Linked DNA regions of Homo sapiens: region 1 is linked to region 2. Evidence: chromatin loops called from intact Hi-C (ENCODE). Cell type or tissue: Calu3. All regions are shown on one strand.

Region 1 (2,500 bases), 87 kb after region 2:
TTGTTGTTTTTTTGAGACAGTCTCACTCTGTACCCAAGCTGGAGTGTACTTCCAATCATGTCAATCATGTATTTTCAATCAGCAAGTACATGAGCACTCTCTGATTCTGCTATTAGCACTTTACCAACAGCCAGTGATATCTTGACACAGCATAAGATTGAAAGTTTTTTGGAAGGCTCATGATTGGTTTAATATCCCCCTGTTCCTGCCTCTACTTGCACATTAGGGCCTTAACTATTTTTTTTGTTGTTTTATGCAAGACAAAATTTTACCTAGAACATACTCATATGTGCTCAGTTTTTCTATAGAATAATCTGGTTAATGAAATGTTATCACTGTACCAAGAGATTATTAGAATTTTAGGGTACCTGACAAAATTAAGTAGAGTTGTAGTTAATGTTTCACTGTGAAACCAACCAAATTTTAAAGCTAAAATAGGCCGGGTGCGGTGGCTCACGCCTATAATCCCAGCACTTTGGGAGGTTGAGGTGGACAGATTATTTGAGGTCAGGAGTTCAAGACCAGCCTGACCAGCATGGTGAAACCCTGTCTCCACTAAAAATACAAAAAGTAGCCGGGCATGGTGGCACACGCTTGTACTATCCCAGCTACTTAGGAGGCTGAGGCAGGAGGATCCCTTGAACCAGGGAGACAGAGGTTGCAGTGAGTGAGCCGAGATTGCACCACTGCACTCCAGCTTGGGTGACAGAGACTCTGTCTCAAAAAAAAAATAAATAAAGCTAAAATAATCTCACACAAAAAGAAATAGATCCAAAAGTAATCTGATTGTCCTGTTTTTCATTTGGCCTGTCCTGCTAAAATAGTTTTATTTCTTTAACAAATAGAGGATCTTTGGCTTTATTTATTTATTAATTTATTTTTTAAATACTCTAGAGCAGATCTGAAGGGAATGAGTTCCCTTGATTCTCAGATATAGTACCATTTCTGGTGTTGGGCTTACAGAGGAAAATATGAGAAAGGAATGTGAGAAAGTATCTGGGTTCTAGATGTTGAGTGATGAGAACAAAAAGAAGGGGAGCAGTGTTTGGAATCATTAAAAGCTTAAGGAAGACTAGAACTGGAATAAATACAAAGAAACATTTGTCTATGTCCCATAATACACAGAAAAAGAGCCTAAAGTAGCCTTTTTGTGAAGGTGAAATGTGCAATGAAAGTTTCTGTGGTTTGGCCTAGGTACAACCACTGTCCTTGTGTTAGAGATTTAGAGTGTTGGTTGATTGGCCTTTCCCCAACCACAAGTAAAACAGGTTTGATTTCCGCTTATTAAGTGATATTTTATACTGCTACATAAAGGTGAAACCTCCCAGACAGATTATACAATTTCCGATTCTCTAATCCAGATTTATAATCTAAATTTATATACCTGAGAATTTCTAAAATATTTCTTGATAATGGCCATTTCTGTCCTGTAGTGCTTGATTTAAGAGGTCCCAGGAGTATAAAAAGAGTTCAACGATCTCACTTCCCTTCCAGTTCTCTGGCTTAATATATTTCCAGCAACTTACTAAATGCTCAAACAGGTTATGTGTCTTAACTCCCATTGTTGGGACAGAAGTAGTAGTGAACTGTTTTACTTTCAGCAAGAGAGGGACTTAAGGGATGAGCAAATAATTTTGTACTGTCCTAAAAGCAGACCAGGCTGGGTTGGGGGAGAGAGGACAGGGTAGTTTTCTCAGTATGATTGTCAACTTTACATCAGGATGGTCTTCCTTTATCAAATTGTTTTAACTAATCATTTGAAGGTTGGAATGAAAATCAGGATTGATACATAAATTGATTAATGTTACTATATTTGTAAGGATACTTTTATGTTCATGTTCTTTTTTTTTTTTTTTTTTTTTTTTTTTTTTTGAGACAGTCTCACTCTATCACCCAGGCTGTAGTGCAGTGGTGCAATCATGCCTCACTGCAGCCTCAATCTCCCAGGCTCAGGTGATCCACCTTAGCCTCCTGTGTAGCTGGGATTACAGGTGCACACCACCATGGCCAGCTAATTGTTTAAATTATTTTTTGTAGAGATGAGGTCTCCTTATGTTGCCCAGGCTGGTCTTGAGATCCTGGACTCAAGTGATCCACCTGCCTTGGCCTCCCAAAGTGTTGGGATTACAGGCATAAACCACTGCACCCAACCTAAGGATACTTTTGGAAGAAATATTAATTTATATGTTAGCATAATGATACTAGTATTGCCACTTAGACATAGCATTTTACTGCCTAGGAAATATTTCTACATATTTATCATCACAGCAACCCTTTGAGATAGGAAATAATTATATCTCTATTAATGGTAAAAATAAAAATAAAAATTTAGATTGCCTAAGTGATTCACCAGATCACAAAGCAATACCAAAATTTTGCTAGATGAAAAAGACAAGGTTTTAACCTCAAAGACCTTGAAGGGGAGCCCCATAATATGAATAGCTGTGCTAAATAATGGACCTCTAATTCTTGTCAAAGGGACCTTTTTAGACTCAATCAA
Region 2 (2,500 bases):
TAAAAAGCATAAATATATTCAAACTCTTGGTATGCTCTTTAGAAATGTAGTATCACTTTACACTGGCTTCCATTTTATCCATTTTTTTCTTTTAACATTTCACTATTTTGTCCAGCTACCATTTACTGCATATATGGTATAAACCTAGCATTTAATCTGATTGCTTTTCTTAAAATTTCCCAACAATTACCATTGTGTTTTTCTATGCTGTGGCTTTTTCTTTTTTCCTTAAGTCATCTTTAGCCATATTTTAGATTCTTAAATATTCTGCTTCTTACTGCTGGGCTCTTTCATTCCACTATCTCTGTGTCAGTGCTTGCATTGAGACTTTGTCAGTTTAATTAGGCCCTCCATGTGTCTTCCTTATTTTTTTTTTTTTTTTTTTTTTTTTTTTTGAGACAGAGTCTCGCTCTGTCGCCCAGGCTGGAGTGCAGTAGCGTGATCTTGGCTCACTGCAAGCTCCGCCTCCCGGGTTCACAGCATTCTCCTGCCTCAGCCTCCCAAGTAGCTGGGACTACAGGCGCCCGCCACCACGCCCGGCTAATTTTTTGTATTTTTAGTAGAGACGGGGTTTCACCGTGTTAGCCAGGATGGTCTTGATCTCCTGACCTCGTGATCCACCCACCTCGGCCTCCCAAAGCGCTGGGATTCCAGGTGTGAGCCACTGCTCCCAGCCCTTCCTTTTCAACTATTCTTTCCTCACTCCATTCCAGCTGCACTTGTCTTTTTGCTTCTTCTTGAACAAGCCAAGTAAGCTCTAATGTTAGGACCTGTGCTCTAGCTATTTGCTGTGCCTGGGATATTCTCCTCCCAGGTATCTGCTTGGCTCAGGTACTCACTTCTTTCAAGTCTTGGTTCAGGTTTCACTTTTTTTTTTTTTTTTTTTTCCAGACAGAGTCTTGTTCTGTTGCCCAGGCTAGAGTGCAGTGGTGCGATCTCAGCTCACTGCAACCTCTGCCTCCTGGGCTCAAGCAATTCTCATGCCTCAGCCACCCGAGTAGCTGGGATTACAGGTATGCACCACCACGCCTGGCTAATTTTTGTATTTTTAGTAGAGACAGAGTTTTGCCATGTTGGCCAAGCTGGTCTTGAACTCCTGGCCTCAAGTGATCCCAAAGTACTGGGATTACAGGCGTGAGCCACCACGCCTGGCCAGGTTTCACCTTTAAGTGTCCAGCTCTGACCATCTGTGTAGTAAAGAATTAGGCGGCCTTTGTCTTTGGTTTCTGGGAAGTAACCTCTAATTCTCTGGAATTTCCTGAGTGATAGGAGTATTCATTATTCACGGTGGACTCCTGGGATCCCACTTGATAGTTTCTGCTAACACAGTGACTCACGGAAGACCCCTGGATAGTTTATGTTTGCAAGATGACTCAGGCTGGGAGCTGGCCACCCGGAAAAGCCAACCATGTAGTTAGAGTTGGGGCTTTGAGTCATGTGATACCAGTCCAACCTCCAGGAAGGAAAAGGGGGCTAGAGATTGAGTTCAACCACATAGCCAATGATTCAATCATACCTAAATAACGAAGCCTCAATAAAAACTCCGGATACCAAAACTCAGGAGAACGTCCCTGGTCAGAGTATTTTCATGCTTCAATGCTGGGAGGGCAATGTGTCCCTGAGAATGAGGGAAGCTTCACATTTGGGACTCTCTCAGACTTTGCCCCAGGCACCTCTTCTTCTGTTTCTGGTCTGTCCTTTTTGCTATAATAGAACTGCAATCATAACATAGTTTTTTCTGGAGTTCTGTGAGTTGTTTTAGCAAATTACTGACCAGAGAGTGGCTGTGGGAAACTCCAAATTTGCAGCCAGCTAGTCAGAAGAAAGGATGACCTGGTAATTCCTGAACTTGCTGCTGGTGTCTGGAGAGCAGTTTTGTGGAGGAATGTGCCCTTAATGTTGAGTTCCCATTTTTTAAGTGTACAATTCAATAGCTTTTGGTAGGTTCACAGAATTGTGCAGCTGTCATCCCCAACATGTTTTTTGAACTTTCAAATTTCTGATCTGGTTCAATCAAAAAGGAACCTCCAATCCAGGTTAATCACTGGAATTGATTATTTCATCTCTTCAGACTCTCTTAATTTAGAACAGAATTCTTCCTTTTTTTTAAGTGAATTTTTTGAGACAGAGTCTTGCTCTGTTGCCCAGGCTGGAGTGAAATGGCGTGATCACAGTTCACTGCAGCCTTGACCTCCTGGGGTCAAGCAATCCTCCCACCTCAGCTTCCCAAGTAGCTGGGACCACAGGTGCATGTCACTATATCCAGCTTTTTTTTTTTTTTTTTTTTTTGAGACAGAGTCTCGCTCTGTCACCCAGGCTGGAGTGCAGCGGCGTGATCTCGGTTCACTGCAAACTCTGCCTCCCGGGTTCGCGACATTCTCCTGCCTCAGTCTCCCGAGCAGCTGGGACTACAGGCGCCCGCCACCACGCCCAGCTAATTTTTTGTATTTTTAGTAGAGACGGGGTTTCACCATATTAGCCAGGATGGTCTCAATCTCCT

The links. Hi-C counts contacts between places; a loop is a spot of excess contacts. Peaks named below come from ENCODE experiments on the same cell type or tissue, not always from the same donor. Only the 100,000 strongest peaks of a DNase experiment are listed, where the experiment ranks them.
Region 1: a loop joins it to region 2, with 12 times the contacts of the local background. A loop is called at or near these places in 2 of 110 quality-filtered maps.

Annotation. Positions count from the first base shown.
Region 1 is chr14:69,377,177-69,379,676 of GRCh38, reverse strand. It overlaps a transcript of GALNT16 not described here. Among named protein-coding and RNA genes, the nearest start is that of ERH, 20 kb to the left of the region's middle. In Calu3, no CTCF peak of the experiment used is centred here; no DNase peak of the experiment used is centred here.
Region 2 is chr14:69,463,869-69,466,368 of GRCh38, reverse strand. No RefSeq gene overlaps it. Among named protein-coding and RNA genes, the nearest start is that of PLEKHD1, 20 kb to the left of the region's middle. In Calu3, no CTCF peak of the experiment used is centred here; a DNase peak (open chromatin) is centred at 1,378.